Regions from separate parts of the Homo sapiens genome. Here region 1 is linked to region 2. Evidence: read pairs that join two places in POLR2A ChIA-PET (ENCODE). Cell type or tissue: GM12878. All regions are shown on one strand. Each heading gives the region's core, and the rest is flanking DNA. Links, peaks and the distances in the headings are about the cores only. Region 1 overlaps MIR4435-2HG (MIR4435-2 host gene). Region 2 has its middle 12 kb from the start of ACOXL.

Region 1 (11,924 bases), core at 1,276-9,275, 480 kb before region 2:
CTATCTACACCATCTAAAAGAATATAGTTTATTCTCCATACATTTAAGAAACACCTGCCATATGCCAGGTATCCTTTCAAGCACTGAAATGCAGATTCATAAAACATGGTCTCTGCTCTCAAGGAGCTCACAGTGGTAAGGAGGAAACAGGCAATAGCGAGTGTTCTCATTGCATTCGTGACCCCATTGATCTTGCAACAGCCCCATGCATCAGTTATTGCCATTATACCATTTTACCGATAAGGAAACTGTGGCAGGGAGGGGTCAAGCACCTTGGGTATTTGACAGCAAAACCAAGGCTTGGTGGTATCATAAAACTTCCAAGTAGTAATTCACAAAGGTGACTGGGAAATGGAAGTGACCAGAAATCTTTGCACTATGAGGACAAGTTCATGACCCTGATACATTCTTGTCCAGGTAGTATAGCTCCAGACCAAATGTCTGCGGCCACCCACCCAAAAACTTGTTGGATAAAAATGACTACACCTATAGTCAAATGATTTTTGACAAAGGTGCCAAACAGTTAGATAGGAAAAAGAAAGTTATTTTCAATAAATGTTGCTGGAGCAACCAGATATCCATATGGAAAAAAAATCTTGACCACCTACCTCACACCAAACACTAATATTAACTTGAGATGGATCATAAACCTAAGTCTGAAAACTAATAGTAAAGTTCTTGAGAAGAGAACATGGGAGAATGTCTTCATGATGTTCAGGTAGGCAAAGATATTTTAAGACACAAAAAAGCAATAAGCATAAAATTTGTAAAGAGGTGACTGGGGCTTTATCAAAATTAAAATTTATGTGTATTAAAAGACATCATGAATAAAGGGAAAAGGGCAGCCACAGACTGGGAGAAACTCTTTACTATACATATACCTAACTGAGGCTCATATCCAGATTATATGAAGAACTCCTTCATACTGATACCTAGGGTCTTGATTGCATGCCCCGAAATCAGTTGATTCTTCCCTTTTGAAATGCATTCCCACAAGGATCCAGCCTTTGGGAAGCCATGCAAGTAGAGGCAGAAGTTGTTTCAGCTTCGGAAAGGGCCACTCTGCTGAGGAGTGTCCTTGACCGGCAGAGAGAAGATGTTCCTGCAGCCATGCTGATTCCAGGGGGATATAGAATTTGGGGCCTGGGAATGTTTAAAAATGAAAGCCAGTTAATAGTTTTATTTTTCTTTTAACATGACAGACAGGAGAACAACCAGCAGGACTCCAGGCTTACCCTGACATTTTTGTCAAGTATATGCGGGTTCTCCAGAGAGCCAGAATCAAAAGATGTGTGTATATACAGCCATGTGTTGCATAACAACAAAGATACATTCTGTGAAATGTGTCCTTAGGCAATTTCATCGTTGTGCAAACATCATAGGGTGTATTTGCACACACCTAGATGGCATAGCCTACCACACACCTGGACTATGTGGTATAGCTTGTCACTCCTAGGCTTTGTACAGCATGCTACTATACTGAATACTGTAGGCAATTATAACACAATGGTAGGTATATATGTCTATGTAGACATATCTAACATAGAAAAGGTACAGTAACAATACAGTATAAAAAGTGAAAATTGCACACTTATATAGGGCACTTCCAATCAATGGAGCTTGTAGAACTGGAAGTTGCTCTGGGCGAGTCCGTGAGCAACTAAGACATTACACTGTGCGCTTAGGCTACACTAAATTTCTAAAAATATTTTTTAAAATATATAAGTTAGCCTTAGCTTACTGTAACTTTTTTACTTCATAAACTTTAAACTTCTTTTTAACATTTTGACTCTTTTGTAATAACACTTAGCTTAAAACAAAATCACACTGTAAAGCTCTACGAAAATATTGTCTTTCTCTATATCCCTATTCTATAAGCTTTTTTCTATTTAGAAATTTTTTATTTTTAAATTTTAAACCTTTTTGTTGAAAACTAAGACATAAACACACATTAGCATAGGCCTACACAGGGTCAGGATCATCAGTATCAGTATCTTCCGCCTCCACATCTCGTCCCACTGGAGGGTCTTCAGGGATGATAACATGCACGGAGCTGTCATCTCCTATGATAGCAACGCCTTTTTCTGGAACACCGCCTGAAGGACCTGACTGAGGATCTTCTTGAGGAGGTGTCACTCTTTTCAGAAATATGTCCATAGCATCTTGCTTAGTTGTTTCTTTTTTTCATCACAGATTTGTTTGTAAACAGATAATGCACCACGAACATTCCTCTCTATTAATAAAAACCTTTCAGTGTCGGGGGTCACTTTCAAACTTTTTAAAGAAAAAGTTGAGGTCTGCAAAAGCTTCTGCCAAATGCTTCACTGTGAATTTTCTCAGGGGTTCTTCTTTTCTTCTCCTGCAGTTTCTTTTCTCTTGCCTCTCTTCAGCTATGGATTCTGGTTCCAGTTCCTACAACTCATTAGTCAGTTTCTCAGGAACCGTTGTTTGCTGTCTCAACCACAGCCTTGTTGAGTAATATGCTGTCCTGTGATATTGTGATGGCTATGAAATCACTAGGTGATAGGAATTTTATTATATTATAATAATATATTATATATTATAATTATAATATATAATTTATATATAGAATATATAATATATTATGCTATTATAATCTCATGAGACCACCATCAGATATGTGATCCTTTATTGACCAAAACATTGTTATGCAGTGTGTGACTGTATATATAGGTATATGAAGAAATTTATATTAAGGAATCGGTTCACATGATTATGGAGGCTGACAAGTCCAAAATCTGCAGGGTGGGCTGGCAACCTGGAGACCCAGGAAGAGTCAATGTTGCAGTTCAAGTCTGAAGGCCATAGGCTGCAGAATCCCCTCTTGCTTAATCTTCTGTTTTATTCAGTCTTTCAACTGATTGGATGAGGCCCATCCTCATTATGAGGGTGATCTGCTTTACTCAAAGCCCATCCATTTCAATGTAAAAATCTCATCCAAAAACACCTACAGAAACATCTGGAATAATGTTTGGCCACATGTCTAGACACTGTAGCCCAGCCAAAGTGACGCTTAAAATGAACCATCACACCAATTGTGCTATTGACCTGTACCCACTGAGGTGAGACATGATCAGAGACTGGGCAATTTTCACAGTTTGGACACAGCTATGAGCAACATAGCAGTGATTCAGCAAGCTCACAATAGCTTTACCAGGCAGCAAATTGAAGCAGATTACAGCTACTAGGAAAGACGCTTCTCATTTTGTGAGATGTGCTCCCGTGGCTGAAAGATTGTGTGAATTAGGTAGATTGAGGGAAGGGCCAATTGATTTAGAGTACTGCAATCAAGACAACTGGATAGCCTAGTGATGCCAGCTCAGAAAAAGAATAGTAAAGTATAGTGAAAACAAAAATTCAATTTAACCTGGTTCTAGCAGAACACCAGCAAATAAGGAAAACAAACAAACAAACAAACAAACAAACAAAAAACAGCTGCAGAGAAAACTCAAGAAGCCCCATAGAGAGGGTACTTTGGGATCTGATGCATGCTTGCTGATGGTGCCCATCCATCCTGTCTCTGCTGGACGCCTAACAGTGTTCCTCACCTGCACTGTAGGTGTCCAATGCATGCTAAGTAAAAGTGATATTAAGAGCTGCGTGCCAAATTTCATTTCACATTATATCTCAGAATTTCTTTTAGTTTTTCTGGAAATGTAACTACTATAATGGACCTTACAAATGCACAAATGGGGCCGGGTGCTGTGGCTCATGCCTGTAATCCCAGCATTTTGGGAGGCCGAGGTGGGTGGATCACTTGAAGTCAGAAGTTTGAGACCAGCCTGGCCAACATGAAGAAACTGTGTCTCTACTAAAACTACAAAAATTAGCCGGACTTGGTGGTAGGCACCTGTAATCCCAGCTACTCAGGATGCTGAAGCAGGAGAATCACTTGAACCTGGGAGGCAGAGGCTGAGGTGAGCTGAGATCACACCAATGCACTCCAGCCCAGGCAACAGAGAGACTCTGTCTCAAAAAAAAAAAAAAAAAAAGCACAAATGGTATTCTGTATCTGAAAATTGTTTGGATTAACTTTTGATTCTTGCCTGGTTAAAGAATTACAATTCTTACCTCAGATCATGCTTAAACTATCTTATTTCTTCTCATCACAATAAAATAAATTAGTGTCATTTTTATACTTGATTGCCTCAAGGATATTTTAACACAATTTTGTTTCTTATCTTTTGTACCACTCATTTGAAAACTTATGGTCTTAATGCAAATAATCTGAAAGTAATAAAAGTATAACTCCTAGTAATTTCCATATTGCTGCCTGTAGAAAAGTTATAAACATCCCAATTTATTCTGGCAAGAAAAAAATTTTTAGTAAGCAAAAGCCTTGACTGACCAAGTGCTTCACAAAAGAGGATATCTAAATGGCCAATAAGCACATGAAAATGTTCTCAAACCATTATTTATCAAGGAAATGCAAATTAAAACCACAACAAGATACCATAACACACCCACTTAAGTGTCTAAAGAGACTGACCATACCAAATGTTGGCAAGTAGACAAAGCAATTGGAGCTCTCACTGCTGGTAGAAATGCAAAATGATACAGTAACATTGGACAAATGTTTGGGATTTTCTAGCAAAATTAAACATTCACCTCTCAGATCACCCAGGAATTCTACTCCTAGGTTTTTCTCAAGGAGAAGTTAAGTGCAAATATCCATCAAAATGCTCATAAATTTTATTTGTAATAGCTAAAAACAAGACACAACTCAAATACCTATTAAATGTTTATCTAGACACAATCCAAATGTAATACAGTCATGCTCTGCACAATCATGGTCCCATGAAATTATAATGGAAGGAAAAATTCCTATCACCCAAGTGCACACTGTTTATAAAGTCCACAGCGGTGTACAATAACATCCTAGGCTTTCACATTCACTCACCACTCACTCACTGACTCACCAGAGCAACTTCCAGTCCTGCAAGCTCCATTCATGGTAAGTGCCCTGTACAGGCGTGCCATTTTTATCTTTTATACCATATTTTTACCATACCTTTTTTAATTTTTAGGTATGTTTGGATACATGAATATTTACCATTGTGTTACAATTGCCAACAGTATTCAGTACAATAACATGCAGCAAACGTTTGTAGCCTAGGAGCAATAGGCCTTACAGCCTGGGTATGCAGTAGGCTGCAAAGTGTAGAATTGTGTAAGTACACTCTATGATGTTCACACAACACAAAATTACCTAATGACGCATTTCTCAGAATGTATCCTTGTGACTGTCACTGTCTAGACATACATACAATGAAAAACTACTCAGCAATGAAAAAGAATAAACTGCTGACACACAAACTTGGATGAATCTCAAAAACATTCTGGATGAAAGAAACTACTCAAAAAGAATGTTTACTGTATGATTCCATTTTTATGTTTAAGAACAGGTAAAATTAACCTGTGATGACAGACATCAGAGTCATGGTTACTCCTGAGGAGAGGGGTTTACTAGATGGGACAGGAGGGGACTCTCTCCTTCTCTAGGGTGGCAGAAATGCTCTGGATCCTGGAGTGGGTGATGGTTGCATGGGGTCATACATAAATAAAACTTGCTTTTTACATATAGATTTTATTCTATGTAATTTATATCTCAATTTTTAAACTGCAGAACAAAATAAAGATGGAGAGCAGGGAGCTGTGCTTTTTCCATTTTACTCCCAGGTGCCAGAAAGGAGCACTTCTGGAGGGGCTGAGGCTACAGGAGGTTAGAGAACTTCTGCAGGTCCAGAGACAGCTTAGAACCAAGCTCTGGCTGGTCTTCCCTCCAGCAGCTGGGAGGAGGGCCTCTCTCCACTTGACAGAGCAGCCCAGCCCCAACTTGGCAGCCTGCAAGTGAAAACAGCTTCTCTGTAGAAAGTACTAGAACATCCACCCCCTTTCACAGTGCGGCTGGCTTCCTCCATCAGTCTCTACAGGTGTCAGAAGGCATTGATAGCACCCTAACCACAGCCCCGGGGACTCTCCATGCCCAGTCATAATTCAACGGCACCAGGGTGACCCCTCAGTGGAGAGGCAGGCTTTCTTTGAGACTGTGAACATTGAACCAGGACCACTTGCCCCTGACGGTCTTTCCAGGCAGACTGGGAGACAGTGGCATTGGGACCATTCTTTCTTGGGCTACTCTGGGCCAGACATCTAATCAAATGCTCTCTTTCCCATCCACTGATTCCATAAGCCCCAGAGTGAGTCAGGTTTCTCACCCCAAGTGGAGGGGCCACTCACGCTAGGGGGCTATGTTCCTGCGTTCAGATCCCTCCTTTCTTCCTCTGTCCTCTCCCCCATCTCTTCAGCTGTACTTTCTCCTGTGCTCACTTTATTCTCTAGATTAATTTCTTGCCTCATCCTTACACTCTTGAGTTCAGAATAACTTCTGAACTTCTCTCTCCCAGGGTTCACACCAGTTGCCCAAAGAGGACTGTAATTGGGCCACTCCAGGACCAATCACTGTGGCAGGGGCACAGACTCTCTGATTGGCCAACCAGGTGATGGGATCACCCTTGGCTGACAGTCCCACTCCCTGCAGCCAGGGAAGAGCAGAGTCAAAAAGAAAGCAAAGCCACGCATGCAGAGAGGTTACCAGTGTCCATCCAGACGCCCACTTCACAGACAGGTAGCCAAGCGCCAGAGCCCGGCTATTGTAGCCCTAAGTGGTAAGACAGCTTTGAGACCAGCTGCCGGTCAGGGGTCAAGGCGCAGGAACCGGAAACCCCCAGAAGCCTGTCTGCTTCCCACTTTCACATAAGAGGATGAGCCCCGTCCTCTACAGCTTGTGGCACTCTCGCTCCACCGAGCCGGAAGCCATGGAGCAGACAGAGTCCCAGTCCTGACTCCTCCCACTTCCCACAACCCATACTGCTATCACTGGCAATCACAGTAGGAGGGTTTCTCTCTGTGCAAACAATGATACTGATCTGGCTCTTGGTAAAATCAGGGGCAGGTGTTCCCTTCTGGAGGGGGCTGCACAGGAAGGATTTCCCTGCTGTGAGGGAAACACGGGACTGGGAGAGGAGCCCTGACACACCACACACAGGCCTCTGCTTGTCTTCAGTCTCCGGAAAATAGAAGTTAGGGGGCAGGGAGGGGAGTGGGGAAGACGAGAGGTGTTCTCCCTGGGTTTGAGAAATTGGGCCTGGGAGGGGACCCCTTCAGACAGCACCCGGCTGCCCTGGGACTTATGGCAATAAGCAGGTAGCCGCCTTTTCTTTTATACCCTGCCCTCGGACATCAGCTGCCAGTTCCTGTCTCGCAGTGTGACAGAGTCTTTTCCTCCCATCCTGAGTCCTGCAGAAGCGCCCAAGCTTCTAAGGACATCCCCAACACGGTCCCTATTCCTGGTGAGTGACACACAGGGGAGGGTCCGTGCTACAGGGACCGTGGAAGGAAACAATTTGAAGGAAGCCTAATGAAAGCAGTGACTCCTGAGCTGGGATGTGAAAGATGAATAGGAGTCTTCCACGTAGTGGGGCCTTGGGGGCAGAGCATTCCAGACAGTGGGATTAGCAATGTCATCAGGTGTGGTCCTGGCAATTGCTGGCTCTTTGCTATTTATTGGGAGATAAAGGTGAGTCCTCCGGTGGAGAGAAGAAAGGAGACGAGGAAGGTGGCAGACCCGGCAGGGCCCCCGGGCCCTGCTACTCCCCACGTCTGAGTCCATCTCCATGACTCTGCCATTTCCCACCATCCAGATCACTGTTAGCCTAACACTGTTCTTCAGACCAATGGAGAAGTAAATCCATTTAATTCCACTACCAAAATGAAAAACCATGTTACTTGTCCTAAATAGAAGATGACCACAAAACCCAAAAAGTCACTATTAAAATAAACAGCATCAATTTTTATGCCACCTAAAGCCACCTGATGTGCCACACACCGTATTTTGAGAAACTGCCATAGGCAACAAGGAGCCAAGAAAGGATTTTCAGCAAGGGAATCATATGATCAGATTTGTCCTTTATAAAGACCAGTCCGAAGAGAAGGGATCAAGGGGCTGAAAGAGGGCCAGGCCAGAGGAGAAAGCAGTTCATCAGTTGTCTATTTTTACAAACCCTGTACACAGTTGCTCTTTTTTATTTAGTTGTCCTTGAAACTGAATTCCACATAAAACTAAATTGGGCATCCCCTTCTAGAAGCAGCTCAGTATCACTAGCAACCTGGAATGGTGGAAATGTCCATTTGCTACAAAGGACCATTTGGTGATGAGTGGCCGGCTTGAGTCCCACCTGGCCCTCACTTTCCTCACTTTGAGGGGTGAATTTAGAATCTGGGCTTTCTGATATCTCCGGGTGTAGAAGCAAGCAAAAACCCCTTCTCTCTTTTCAGGGCTGAACTCATCCAGAGGGAAGTGGAGATGGTGCTGGCTGTGGTTATCTTTCCTCCACTCGAGGGATTGAAGCTAGGCTGTCCCACGGCACCGGGCTCGTGGCTGGCCCTGGGTGTGTCGAGTTCATGTATTGTCTCCAGCAGTAGCCGAGGAGTGACAGCCTTGTGTGCAGGCCTGAAAGCCAGGGCAACTCCCAGGTTTCATTGCTGCGGTGGCTAATTTTTATGTCAGCTTGGTTAGGCCGTGCTACCCAGCTGTTTGGTCAAGCACCAGTCTCCATGTTTCTGTGAAGGCATTTTTTAGATGTCGTTAACATTGAAATCAACAGACTTTGACTAAAGCCAAGCAGATTACCTGTCATAACATGAGTGGGCCTCATTCCATCAGTTGAAGGCCTGAAAGGAAAAGACTGAGGTCCCCCAAGGAAGTCAGAATTCTCCTCCAGACTACAACATAGAAATCCTGCTCAAGTTTTCTAGATTTAGGATCCCAGACTGCAACATTAACTCCTACCAGATGTTCTAGCTTGTCACCCTGCTCTGCAGCTTTCAGGTTCTCTCTCTCTCTCTCTCCATCCTATTAGTTCTATTTCTCTGAAGAATCCTGATTCATACAATTGCTATAACCTGGGGCAAGCCACAGCTTTATTGTCGTTGTTTTTAATCTATGGCCATCATCCCCAAATGTAGTGGTTAAAAACAACAGTTGGCCGGGCGCAGTGGCTCACCCCTGTAATTCCAGCACTTTGGGAGGCCTAGGTGTGTGGATCAGGAGGTCAGGAGATGGAGACCATACTGGCTAACATGGTGAAACCCCATCCCTACTAAAAATACAAAAACAAAAACAAATTAGGTGGGCGTGGTGGTGGGCGCCTGTAGTCCCAGCTACTCAGGAAGCTGAGGCAGGAGAATGGCGTGAACCCGGAAGGCGGAGCTTGCAGTGAGCCGAGATCGTGCCACTGCACTCCAGCCTGGGCGACAGAGCGAGACTCCATCTCAAAAAAAAGAACAAAAACAAACAAAAAAAACCCAGTCATTTTATTATTTCTGTGGGTTGACTGCTTGGTAGGTTTCCATTTCCGTGTGACACTGGTGACATTAGCAGGGGCTACAGTCATTTGGAGTTCAACCGGGCTGGAGCCTCCAAGCAGTCTCCCCTGATGTGGCTGGCATTCGGTGCTACCTGCTGGCTGCGACCCTGACTCGTGCTGGGGCTGTCACCACGGAGCCTAGGTTCTCTTCCACATGCCTCTGTATGTGGCCCCGTCTTCTTTTAGCATGGAGACTGGGGCCCAGGGGAAGGAAGGTAGCAGAAGCTGCCAGTTAACACTTAAGGTCTTGGCTCAGAAGTCCCAGAGTATAATTCTGTAGGATTTTCTTGGGCAGAGCAGTCCCAGGGCCAGTCCAGACTCAGGCGAGAGGTGGGGGTGGGCATGGGGTAGATTCCACCTCTCAGTGGGTGGTGGCAAGTGCGTAGAGGATAGAATGAAGGGACGGCGACCATCTTTGGAAACTCTCCACCACACCAGATAGATTTCCCCTTTTGCCTTGAGAAATCCAGTGATACATAAACATCATTATGTTATTTACGTCAATTTGGGAATAAATGTGTTAATTTGCAATGTAGTCTCTGTCCACTTCCCAAGAGGATATGTAGTAGCTTTTAATGAAGGTATTACAGAAATAGTATTGTTTCTATCAAAATAAAAAATGATTAAAGGCTATGCAGAGATAGGAGAAAGACACAGTATATCTTTAAGCTTGATGAAAGTAGTTTCTGCCATTGTGTTTCCAGCTCACCAAGCTCCTGTATCTACTGGAAAATGGAAGTCCAGCCTTACCAACTTGTGAACCTTGTCTGAAGGGAGCCAGGGCCTGCCAATGGAACCACCTCCAGGAGCTGCAACTGCTGTTGTCATTAATACCATTGTGTCTATTTTTTGAGAGAGATAAACTTTTCATGGTGTTACATTTTGGAAAAAAAAAAAAAAGACTAGGTGAACAGTCAGGTAGGAAAGCAGCATAACAGTCCCTTAAATTCTGATCATGTAGGACATTCTTCTTTGCCCTGGGCCTGGGAAAATGCAGCATGTTCCAGAGCAAAAGTCCTAATGAGGGGAACTAAACCAGTGGGACCCAAACCAATGTCCTGGCTCACTGAGGACCCGTTAGAACCAAATCTCTGGGTGTGGACAGGCTCCCATACTTTTCAAAAATTCCCCTGATGACTAATGAACAACCAGAGGTAAGAACCAGTGGCCCAGAGGAATAACCAGCCCAGCTGTTGTACGAGCTCGCTAAGCTGGCTCAGGTCAATGTTGAATTCTCTGCTAGGCAGCTCCTCATAAGAACTGGCAGAGATGGTTCTTACACAACAACAGGTGACAACTCCAGACTCTGCCGGAAGTTCCAGGATCTGGGTTCCCGGACAATGCATGACACTCAGTCCAGCATTGCAGGTGGAAGAGCGACGGTGAAAAGACCAAAGTCAATTAAAATGTGTTAACCAAAACAGGAAACATGAGTGAGGTGATTGAGAGTGTGTTTAACTTAGATGTGTGATTTTATCAATACTTTCATTGTTCAAAAACTCTTATTTTTTAAAGATATTTTCAAAACAAATCCAAACTTTACTTTTCATTCCAAATTCGTGTTCCGTCTATACTTGCATTTGGGGAAAGATTGAAACAAAACACAAATACTTTGTAGCAATGTTGGAGTGTCATGTTCTTTGCAGAGGGACAGGAAAAAAAAAGGATTTTTTTTTCTTATCAAGAGATACTGTTTCCTCAAGGAGAAAGGGCATCAGTCCAAGGCACTGGTTTGCTCAAAAAGATTAGTAAAGAACAAGCATATTTTGTCTGTGGTGACAACATGATCTCCCCCCCCCCACTAGTAAACTCACAGCATCAGTACGCAGGCAGTGTGATGCATTTTCAAAGTTCCTCACTTTTCCAGATCCAACAGGACTCTTGTGCACATACTCGGTGTTTCCATGGCAAATCCACTGTGTATGAAAATTAGACCCTTCCAAAAAACAAATTTACTAGTCAGTAACCATCATCAGCACTTTTTTTCTGTACCATGAAATTTGGGAACAAAATTAAAGGGCTCTTGATTGAAATCCATCTCTCTTTTTGGATTCAGCTGTCAGGTATACTTTCCTTAATAAGTCTCTGTGAAGTGACCTGGTTGGATATGCTAGTTTTCCATTTTATAAATACCATGCACTCATGAAAACATTGTAGAAACATATTCAAGAACATGGAAAGATGATCACTGTAGAATTCTGAGCGGAAAAGAAGTATATTATGAAAAGTATGCAGTGCAATGATCCCATTTTGCATATCTAGCTAGCTAGCCATCTGTCTTAGTCCATTTGAGCTGCTATAACAAAATACCTCAGACTGGGGAATTTATAAACCATAGAAATGTATTGCTCACACTTCTGGAGCTTGAGAAGTCCAAGATCAGGGTGTCGGCAGATTCAGGGTCTGGTGAAGGCTCTCTCTGCTTCATAGATGGCACGTCTTGCTGCTTCCTCACGTGGTGGAAGGTGTGAACAG
Region 2 (11,924 bases), core at 1,888-9,887:
TCCTGAATCCTTCCCCAGCCCTCTCCCCTAATGGCTTCACCCTTGCAGGCAGCATAACAGGACAGGACTGCCATCCTCTCCAGAATTGGAGGGACCTCTAGGCTGCTCTAAACAGTAATACCCCAAATAACATTCTATGGGGGTTCTCCTTCAAGACCATCAATAGGATATGAGAGGTTGAAGGACACAAGGTAGATGTATGAGCTTCCCTGGGGCCAGGCTAAGAAAATCCTCTCTAAGGAGCTGCTGGAAGGAAGGCCTGCAGAGGCAGGCTGGGCTGACAACTGGCATCCCTGCAGCTGGGCTGCAGAAGGAGCCTGAGGAAGCCACAGCAGTCACCGGCCTCTGAGAAGGATGCACAGATCCACAGTGGCCTGGCGATGACATCTGGGTTTGCCCAGGGGCTCTCTGTAGTCCTAGGCCCTCAGTACAAAAGGTGGGGCCATAAGCTGCTGCGAGCTTCACTCTGCTGCTTCTGGACCATTGGCCTTGGTATAAAAGGCTGACCCCTCAGCAAGAGAGAGCATTCCCACATACGGTGGCTCTGTGGATTTTAATGTGGCCATGTGCATCTGGCTGGCAGCTTTCCTTTTGTTAACTGACTTGCCCAAGGGCACATGGCTCTCAATGTCAGAGGACCCAGGCCTCCAAATGGCCTACCCAGGCTCACACGACTCTTCAGTCACACGCACATCATGCTACCGAGACAGGACTAACCTGGGGGCCTTGGCAAACATTATGGATGCTGTTTTTATGGAGGCCTGGGGCATGAACGTTACAATCCATGGTTCACGGTTCTGTGGAGAGGCACAGTCTGTTCTCGGGGGCACTTCAGTGTCCTTTGTAGAAATCATGGAACCGTAAAACGTCAGAGCCGGGGGCACCCTGGAGCTTGTCTAGTCAGTCCCTTCTTTTCAGGTGAGGACACTGCAGGGCATGGCTGTTGTGTAGGGCTTGAGGAGGGAGAAATGGGATGATTTGGGAAACTAATTTACACTGTCCCCCATGCTTCTCAGTACTCCCCAGTCTGAGCACTTCAGGAGTCCCAGTAAAGGTAATAGCTCAGATTTACCTGGCCGGGGCCTCACCTGTCTATGCCAAGACTTAGGCCCCTGATAAGCCTCCCTTCCTTCCTTCCTTCCTTCCTCCCTCCATTCCTCCTTCCTTCTTCCCCTCTTTCCTTCTTTCCTTCCATCCCTCTGTTTCTCCCTTCCTCTTTCCTTCCCTCCTTCCTTCCTTCCTCTTTCTTTCTTTCCTTCCCTCCCTCTGTCCCTCCCTCTGTCCTTCCTTCCTTCTCTCCTTCCTTCCTTCCTTGCCTCCTTCTTTCTTCCCCCCCTTCCTTTCTTCCCTCCCTCCCTCCTTCCTTCCTTTCTCCCTTCCTTCCATCCTTCCTTCCTCTCTTCCTCCCTCCATGCCTCCTTCCTTCCTCCCTTCCTCCCTCCGTTCTTCCTTCCTTCCCTCTTTCCTTCTTTCCTTCCCTCCCTCTGTTCCTCCCTTCCCTCCTTCCTTCCCTCTTTCTTTCCTTCCCTCCGTCTGTGCCTCCTTCCTTCCTTGTTTCCTTCCCTCCCTCCCTTCCTTTCTTCTCTCCCTCCCTCCCTCCTTCCTTCCTTCCTTCTTCTTTCTTTCATTTTGGTTTTTCTTCACCTCCCACACAGCCTAAGAAGTCCCTCCTTCTTGTTGCACTGACACACCTCCAGGGGCCCTGAGGGGTTTCTCCCATATGCTCACCAGCAGTTCCACTGGCTCCCCACTGGGCATTGTCTGATCCACAAGGAGCCCCCTGGGTGGGATGAAAGGCTGGCATGTGGGGACAGGATCCAGGAAATATGGCTTCCTTTTATGTTATCACTTTGGGAACAGGGTTCTAGAGCAGAGGTTGCAATGGGAAAATTCTAGCAGCTTTTACTTACTGCCTTCTCTGACCCCAAGTGCCAGACATGTGCCTGGGGAAGGAACAAATTCTGAAACAGCCACCATGTGGTCCTCAGGAATGCCCTCCCCTCCACACAGCCACAGTTTTGTTCCAGAGTCACCCCTAACGTAACTGCCATCTTTTCTCCCCCGGGATAAAGTCTTCCTGTAAGTAGGCTCCAACAGGCTCACTTCAGCCTCAACTGGCCCCACCAGGCACCAGTGGCCCATGCTGGGGACACACACTCACACCCCCTGAATCCCCACACAGACAGGCTGGCATCAGGGGCTCCCACGCTGACTCCCATGCACCCCATTCTTGGAAACAATCAGGCTGTAAACTATGATGGTGCCCTTCCCTGAGCAAGACCAGCAAGTTTTGAGGCCAGCTCTCTTTCCCATGTCCCTCCTCCAAGACACACATTCCTAGTCCAAAATAAAGCTGCTCGATGTGAGTCCATGGACCCCGCTGTGTCACTCTGAGGTTTCTCTCTGTATGGTGACATGCAGGCATCTCTGGGAGGTACTGTTGTCTAATAAGCAAGTGAAGAACAGTGTATAAAATGTGCTACCTTTTGTGTGAGAGAGAGGAGGAATATATGTATTATGTAGCTGTGTGTGTGTACATTTACCTATATTTTCACAAATAGAGCAGATAAACCAGAAGCTAATTAAAATTGTTACCAATAGAACTTTGGAGGGGATAGGGATGGAAGGTACCCTTCCCTGAATTGACCTTGTTTTTAAATTTTTGACTTTGGAATTCGGTAAATGTTTTACATAACCTTAAAATTTTAAACCTAACAAAAAAATACAGTCACTAAAGATGAAAAAGAAACTGAAACAAATTTATTCAACTCTGTTTCAGGTTGCTGGCATAACTACAAGGGAAAAGTTATTTCAATTCATTTAAAATACATTACTTTCACTGCATAGCTCACTAGGAATATAGCCTAAAGAAGAACTGCAGAGAAATTTTATAACGTATTCACTAGTCTTATTATTAGTAGTAATGTTGTTATTATTTTGAAACTTTTTGTGTATGCTGTAACATAAAGTAAGTAAGTAACTGAATAAATGGCATTAGACTCCAAGATTTTGGTAGAAAAGAAACAAAGAAGTTAAGACCTTTTACCTTTTAAATCTTTAAAAGCTAGGTCCCTCTGACTCTCCAGCCTATGTTTTTTCCAGGATACCATATGACTTAAAGGAGGAGGAAATGCTATTTTTAAAAAACATGGATTATCATTTGTATTCGTTTCCTAGGGCTGTGTATTAGTCCGTCCTCGCATTGCTATAAAGAAATACCGAGACTGGGTAATTTATAAAGAAAAGGGGCTTAATTGGCTCACGGTTCCACAGGCTGTACAGGAAGCATGATATTGACATCTGCTTCATTTCTGGGGAGGCCTCAGCAAACTTTCAATCATGGTGGAAGGCAAAGGGGGGAGCAAGAAGCTTCACATGGCTGTAGCAAGAGGAAGAGGGAAAAGCAGAAGGTCCCACACGCTTTTAAACAAGATCTTACAAGAACTCACTCACTATCATGAGAACAGCACCAAGGTGATGGTGCTAAAGCCACTCATGAAGGACCATCCCCATGGTCCAATCACCTCCCACCAGGCCCCACCTCCAACGTTGGGGATAAGAATTCCTCATGAGATTTGACTGGGGACACAGATCCAAACCATGTCAGCTTGCTATAGCAAAGTACCTTGAGCTAGGTAGCTTAAGACAACAGAAATGTAAAATAAATTTCGTAGTTCTAGATACCAGAAGTCCAAATCAAGGTATTTGCAGGTTCCTTCCTGGGAGCTCAGAAAGAGAATCTGTTCCATGCTTCCCACCCAGCCTCTGGTGGTTGCTGCAGTTCTTGGCATTCCTTGGCTTGTGCAGCACAAATCCAACCTCTACCTTGTGTGTCTCTGTCTCTGTGTCTCCTCTTCCCTTCTTAAAAGGGCATACATCACAATGTATTAGGGATCCATCCTGCTCCAGTGTGACCTTATCTTTATTTAACGATTATATCTACAATTAAGTTCACATTCTAAGGTTCCAGGAAGGACATGGATTTGGAGAGGGCATTAGTCAACCCAGTCCATCACTTTTCCTTTTTTTATTTTGTATTCTGAAACAAGTGACACTTTTATTTTTGGGGAGTGTTTCACCTGTTCCAAGTTCATTTTAGGTTTAGACATAAAGTCTAAGAAGGAAATTAATTATAGGCAATCATAGTTAATACTAACATTTGCTTAGCTAAATTTACAATGTTTCCAGACTCTGCAGTGACTGCTTTCCATGAATGTTCTGGTTGAATCCTCACAGCCGGACAATTATTATCCCCAATTTCAGTAGAGTCTGTTGAGGCTCAGAGAGATTAATTCCTGAAGTCAGACAACTAGAATGCAAGAAGCAGGAGCTTGGGAGAAAGAAAGCAGTCAAGCTCTGGAGCCAGTATACAAACACTTGTGTGATTCTGTATGCCTTCCACAAACCAGGCCTCTCAACAGACCATTTAGCAGGATTCAGGTTCATCATTTGGAGAAAGCTTTCCCATCATCTCGACTCTAGCTCTGGTTTGTCTTTCAGATCACAGAGGGAAAGGAAAGGAAATTAACATGAGAACTGAATGTTTTCATGAAGTCACATCTCTTGGATGATACTATCAATGCCAGTGTATAGTAAGCAACACATCAGTTTCACTGGGCCTGACTCCTGGCTTCCTGATCTCTTATATATTACTGGCATTACAAGACTGACTGACAACCAGATTTAAAAAAAAGAGCTCTGGGCCGGGAGCGGTGGCTCACACCTGTAATCCCAGCACTTTGGGAGGCTGAGGTGGGCGGACCACGAGGTAAGGAGTTTGAGACCAGCCTGACCAACATGGAGAAACCCCGTCTCTACTAAAAATACAAAAATTATATGGGCATGGTGGTGCGTGCCTGTAATCCCAGCTGCTCGGGAGGCTGAGGCAGGAGAATCACTTGAAGCCGGGAGGCAGAGGTTGCAGTGAGCCGAGATTGTGCCACTGCACTTCAGCCTGGGCGACAGAGCGAGACTACAAATCTCAAAAAAAAAAAAGCTCAGTCTCCTATTTCAATCTCTGCTCTTCCTGCCATTTATATATTTTCCTCTTTAGTATCTGGCTTTCTTCCCCACTAGAACTTAAGGTCTATGAAGGCAGGGATTCTTCTGTGTGTGCTATATCCCAAGGTTCTAGCTATATCCCAAGGTTCTAGGACACTCTCTAGTACATGGTAAGTACCCAATACATATTTTCGAATGGAAGTTTTCTATCTATGTTGAAATCAGTTCACTTGTTCTACTTAAATAAACTTACCTAAGTAAAAATTTATTTTTGAAGGAAACTTGATATTACTACCACAAATGGAAAGCAGTATCTCATGTAGCATAAATAGAATTCACAAAAATAAATACAATAAAACTAAGCAGTTTCAATGTTAACAGTGAAAGTATAAATTGAAATATACAAGTATATCTGAAAAGATGTTAAACCACACTCACAGTAAGAGAAATGTAGTTTTCAACCCAAACTGGAGATACCATTCTTTATCAGACGAGTAAAGATCAAAAGGTCAGGTTCTTGGCATGTCGGCATGAGGGTGGGAATCAGGTGAGCTAGTAGATTGCTGGCGGGCTTGTGAGCATTCACCCTTATGTCCAGGCACTGCCAGGGAACTGTTGGCTGTGGGCCTGCCTAGATATGTGCCATCGGTGAAATGTCAAGGTTTTATCCTCCCAACAGCATCGCTGGCTATGATCTCATGGGTAACAACAGGTTAGTAATTGAATTTGGCCCACATTTCCTGAGGGTCAACTGAGTGCTGAGCTTCTAGAGACTGGGGTGGGGGTGGGTGGCAGATGGCCTTTGGGATCTATTTGGACATGGGCATGGAAAGCCTGCCAACCCTACCACAGAGTGACAAGGTGCATTAGCAAGAAGGAAACAAAGCTGCTCAGAAAGATGTGGAGCCGAGGGGATTGGGTCCAATGGGCCTTCCCTGCCCCTGCCCACCGATGAGTCTTCCAGTCTGCCTTGGATGGGTAGATAATTGTTGTCCTCTCCCTCTGGGTTCCATCCACTTGGTGCCCGCACCCCACTGTTCTCAGTCTTCTGCAAGGGCATGCCTGGTCCTTTCCAAATCCGTAGAGTGGAGCATCTACATGGCAGCACTGCTTTCTCCACTGACCGCACCTCAAGGGAGGTCACTCTGCTTGCTATATTGAAAGACCCCCTTCCTCCCAGGTGCAAGGCAGGGAAGTGGTAGGGGAGGGAAGGCCCTCACCCTGTCACATGTGTAATTTGGTAGCTTCAAGGCCACCTGAAAACGCTCAAATCTTTGTGCCAAGTAAAAGGGTGTTGAAACTGGGCTGAAAGAAGCAAGCTGGAGCCGACCATTCTGGTGCCAGGTTACTTCTGTCCCCTAGACCCCAGTCCTGCTCACTCTATCCCATGGCAGCACACCATGCCACACCTGGTCCTGCAAAACACGTGCCATGGGACACTCTGGTGAGGACAGATGGAGTAAGAGAATGGGTATCTCAAGGACCCCTGCCATTCTGCTCTCAGTGGAGAGAGCCATGTAGCCTGACAATACTGTCATCCAGTCAGCCCATCAGAGTAAGACAAGGAGAGTCCCTGGGTTGCCTGAATGGATTGGAAACAGCTTATACTTGCTCATAGCCAAATTATGAGGATTCAGGGAAAACTGTGTGCTACAGTTAGGGGTGGGGCCCATGGAGGACACTTGGATTAAGGAGTGTCCATTGGATTATCTGTTCAATTCTGTGTGGGGCTGGTTTTGCACTGCAATTTCTTTGGCAGGATGAACAGCCTCCTGATATCAGCTTCAGACCAGTGAGAAAGTAATCACTTTTTTCTCTACTTTCATTGCATAAGCAAATTAAAGCTATAAATTTTTTTGTTTTGTGGGGAAGTTATAGTAGGGATTGAAGCCATAAAGATTATATTATTTCCAAATTTAGAAAAAAGATTTGATTTTTAAAAATCATAATTTCAGACAAGGGTAAAGGAGTGGGAATGATGAGAGTTGCTTTTATTTCTTATATAATTGTCCAAACAGTGTGGCCAAAAGCTTTTGAATGTGTGCTAATTACATGGTGAGGCGTTTGGGATCTTGGGGACTTTTAACTGGGCATATGGTTGGGCCAGTTTCTATTCCAAAACTTCTTCCTGTGCCTTACAAATGTTTTTGGCATGCAAACTATTTTTTCTTTTTTCTTTTCTTTTTTTTTGGTTTTGAGATGGGCTCTTGCTGTATTACTTAGGCTGTAGTGCAATGGTGCAATCACAGCTTCCTGCAGCCTCAACCTTCCAGGCTCAATCAATCCTCTCACCTCAGCCTCCTGAATAACTAGGATTACAGGCATGTGCCACCACACCTGGCTAATTTTTTTTTTTTTTTTGGTAGAGACGAGGTCTCCCTCTGTTACCCAGGCTAGTCTGGAACTCCTGGGCTCAGGTGATCCTCCCACCTCTGCCTCTCAAAATGCTGGGATTATAGGCGCGAGCCACTGCGCCTGGCTGACATGCAAAACCATGAGTATGTGTTTGCCTCTAACAAGCCCTCTAATGCAAGGTACTACAAATTAATTTTATCATATAGTAACAGTTACTTGCTTTGTATTAATATTTTACAGTTGACAAAATGTTCCCTCAATTTCTTTCTTACAACAATTCTATAAGTCTAGCATATTTTCATCATCTTGACTATATGAGGAAGCTGTTTCACTAAGCTGGACCAGAGCCCACACAGCCAGTAAGAGGTGAAATCAAGGCAAAAGTCCCTATTTTTTTTTTAACCTTACATGCTATCTTTAGGTTAGATAATGCATAGCAATTCGAAAATAAACATGCAGAGAATGGACTTGCATCCCCAAACCGAAGCTATACAGCTAATAATAAGTAGGGGAACTTTGGTAAAATACCCCATCATTTTTATGGTTTTCAGCAATCTCAGCCATGCAGCTACAGGAGATAAGAGTCTCTTTCAGGACATACATTTCAAATCATTTATGTAAGGCTTAAACTGAAAATTTGAATCCCTGAGCTCATCCTTTTCTCTCTCCATGTTGTCCAATGACATTAAGAGCAACCAGCCAATCTCATCCTCATTAGTTTAACAAAAATGTTCTAAGGTATCAAATACATGGTCACTCATAGTTTTATGTCTTATAAATATGTGATTAAGCATATTCAGTAGTGATATTCTACATATCTCTATCATCACATAATGCCGTAAACTATCAGTGTTCTCTTTGCTGCTGGAAACAGAGTCATTAGTACCTTTAAATCTGATCAGATTAGAGAACCAATTCCAGAAACCCCAGAACAAATTCAGAAATTCAACCTTAAGACTATTTCCCTAGAACCACTCTCTGTAGTAAAATCTGCATTAGTCAAAGTTCTCCAGCGAAACAGAACAAGTAGAGTGGGTGTGCATGTGTATGGAAAGAAAGAGATTTATTTTAAGGAATTGGCTCACGTGACTGTGGGGGCTGGTAAGTCCAAAATTTTCAGGTCAGGCCCTCAGGCTGGGATCCAGGGCAGAGTTGATGTTGCAATTTCCAGTCTGAAGGCAGAATTCTTTCGTCTTTATAGTTATAAAATTACCCTCTAAGCATTGCTCGACCTGCCTCTTACAAATTTTGATGTGCTGCTTTCTCATTATCAATCAGTTCAAAATGTTTTTGAACTCCTTTTGTGATTTATTTTGACTCATGCAACTGTTTGTTTCAAAGAATATTTTGGTGAGAATTATAAAACATTCTATTTTTACATAGCAGCCATGCATCTGTAAAACAGAACCCTATAAGTAATGTAGTCTTGGAATGCAATGTGATTGCGTGCCAGTTAGGAAATGCATGCATCACCTACTCTCGATTGCTTGTCACCTACACCCCACCCCACAGAAACTGAAGGTTGCAGGAAATGTTCTTCCCATAATTCTTTATCAGCTATATCAACAACAAGGCAGTTTAGGTCTACAGTTAACAAATCTGGTTAGACTGTATTCACAAGTTAAGGTGTCTAAAGAGATAAAGTTTAGGGAAACTGCTTGTGGTTCCAGTGTAATTTTCCCAAAGAAGAAACCTTTTTATTGTCACTGAAGACATTTACGTAACAGGGCATAAGTTAAGTATTTTATTAATAGATAATGCTCAACACTCTAGGAAAAATTGAGTCAGCACTGAGTGATTTTCAGTTTTGTAAAATTTCCTGAATTAATTCTCAAGAGAGTGTTCTTTAGGAAGGCTGGCAGGGGTCCCTCTGGAACAGAAAGGAGGCTGTGGCATGGAAGGTCAAGGGCATTTGATGACTGTACATACTGTCATCAGGAGAAAAGATGAACCATTAGGATTGTGAAAGTGTGAAAAATGTGAGAGCCTTTCTTTTCTACAAAAAAAATGAATCTGTAGTCATATGTGTTTAATACCAAAGATATGTGGCATATATGTTCATTTTCTACCGTATACTTCAGCTTTTTGTGTCAAAGAAAGATTTATGCCTACTAATGGTTTAACATATGTGGAGAAAATATGGTATTTTCAATCTATGATGTTGGTATAATTAGCTATCCATTTGGACAATAAAGCCAGATTCCTAAAACATCATATTCTCTAAATGTCCAGAAAGATTGAAGACCTAAAAGTGACTGGAAAAATATCTTAAAGCCAATATGTAAGAAAAAATGATATAGAGTATATTGGTTTGTATTCATACTGGAAAAAGAACTAAAAGTACCCACATGTGTATGTATGTATAAAATGTAAGCATATAGAACAGTATGGAAAAATATCTGTACAATGAAACACACCATAAACAAAGTTATTTTTATAAAATTTACTGTTTCAATAAGAACACAAATCTCTTTAGAGAAAATTTCAAGGAATGTAGGATAAGGACACACAAAAAAACTCACCATAGTCACAATGAAAATGGAAATTTGTATACTTGTATATTCATTTCTGAGTCTAAAAATATCACATTCATATGGGAGAATATTTGGAAACCTAAGAAAACTGTAAAGAATAAACTCGCTTATACTCTCACCACCTAGAGATTTTAATCGCTAACATTTTAGTAGGTTTCCTTCTTGTCTGTTTATACATTGTATATAGGATCTTTTTCAAATTGTTAATATAAACAACCCCAAGTATTTTTGTATGTAAAAAAATAAATATTTAAAAATCTAAGAGCTATAAACTGGCAAGGGGATATGTAAGTTTTTTAAATATTGGCCATTAATGTCAGCCAGACAGCATATTTTTATTCTTCAGCTCTTTTGTTTTGGCTGGGGCTACCTGAGTCCTCCTTCCAGTTGTCCAACATCACCCATCCACATTACCCCATTTCATCCAGAGGTGATAGGCTCAGGTTAGCACCTTGAGCTGGTGGGTCTTGCAGCACTCCCCCGATGACCAGAAACAGAGCCCTAGACCTAAGTCCAACTGCCCCTGCTGCTCCTGACCTTACTTCTCAGGAAGACCAGGAATGGAGACCAGATAGACCCACTGAAATCCATGGTGGTTAGCAGGAGAGCTGCGGCCATTTGTTCATAAGCCAGGTTGTGGCTCTTTGAGGGGCAGAAGGGGCTTAGGAGTTACCAAGGACCATACATTATAGGAGATTTCACCAGACAGCTTCTGGAGAGAGATGGTTATGAAATTAATTCATCAGACTTTGCCAAGAGATAATAAATTCATTAGCAAGGGGCATCTTTTGAATAGGAGAATTGGCATATGACTGTTGGGTAGGCTAACACCACTAATTCTGAAAACCAAAGGGGTCTTCAGGAAGGACCGCCCAGCGAGAGAGGTTTTTAGATCTGGCTGGACATTACCAATGAGATGCTTCAGAAGTGAAATAGAGCAAATACAGAAAAGCTTACCTGAGTCACATCCTAGGCACATCTGTATAACCAGGGCTAACGATGCTTTCAAATTGTGACTGAAAACTGAAAGATATTTTAGAACACAGAAAACCATGAGATAGACTAAACAGGCCAAATTTCTAATATCTTACCAGAAAAAGAAATATTTCCCCTTATGATGCTAGAAATATAAGCCAGGAGGGAAAGAAGAACCAGAAAACGGAGAAAAGACAAAATAGATCAAAAAAGAAAGACAAACAAAACAGAAAAAGGCAAAAAGAAATCTAGTTGTTAGGTTCTCAGCAGATTTTATTGGTTTCATGATGGCCAACATTAAAAGAAAAACTTTAGCCAAATTAAGTTTAACAAAGTTTAACTGAGCAAAGAAGGATTCGCAAATCCGGCAGCCTCCTGAGCCAGAGTAGGCTCAGAGACTCCAGTGCAGCCACGTGGCGGAAGAAGATTTATGGACAGAAAAAGGAAAGTGACAGTACAGAAAATGGAAGTGAGGTACAGAAACAGCCAGATTGGTTACGGCTTGGCTTGTGCTTTATTTGAACACGGTTTGAACAGCTGGCCACCTTTGATTGGCCAAGACTTGGTGGTTGGCACAAGAGGAGGCTACAGTCTGTTTACAACTACATTTAGGTTATAGTTCACACTGTACAGAGAAACCTTTAGGCCAAACTTAAAATATGTAAGGAGGCAGATTTAGGCTAAACTTGATTTAACATCAGTGATGGTACAGGAGTAAGTGGTGCAGTGTTTCAGCTCAATAAGGGTGTGAACTCTTTTTAAAGCTTGCAAAATCTCAGTATTTCTCCACAATTCAACTTCTTTCTTATCTTGGCATCCTTACAGTAAGGAGCAGTAAAGCAAACAAGAGTACATAAAAACTTCAAAACAAACAAGTTAAAATACTTCAGAAAGAACTACACCCTAAATCACAACAGAACAAAGTGAAAGGGATTTCAGGATATTAGGCTGCATAAATCCTAATTAAAGACACAAAAAGGCATTAGGAAGACAATCTTCCTAGGCTCTACACAAGGAAAAAAAAGGGATGAAGAGAATATATCACAACTAGGTTTAAAA

The links. ChIA-PET counts read pairs that join two places held together with the same protein. Peaks named below come from ENCODE experiments on the same cell type or tissue, not always from the same donor. Only the 100,000 strongest peaks of a DNase experiment are listed, where the experiment ranks them.
Region 1: POLR2A ChIA-PET joins it to region 2 with 16 read pairs; 2 of 35 experiments call an interaction of 5 or more read pairs at or near these places.

What each region holds. Positions count from the first base shown.
Region 1 is chr2:111,195,424-111,207,347 of GRCh38, reverse strand. MIR4435-2HG (MIR4435-2 host gene) reads left to right here. Exons shown (of 5, transcript NR_136164.1): 5 at 10,154-11,482. Among named protein-coding and RNA genes, the nearest start is that of BCL2L11, 80 kb to the right of the region's middle. RefSeq lists an enhancer at 9,419-9,538 and a silencer at 10,602-10,896. In GM12878, for the core only: no CTCF peak of the experiment used is centred there; a DNase peak (open chromatin) is centred at 5,947; H3K27ac peaks cover 279 bases.
Region 2 is chr2:110,714,459-110,726,382 of GRCh38, reverse strand. No RefSeq gene overlaps it. Among named protein-coding and RNA genes, the nearest start is that of ACOXL, 12 kb to the left of the region's middle. In GM12878, for the core only: no CTCF peak of the experiment used is centred there; a DNase peak (open chromatin) is centred at 7,794.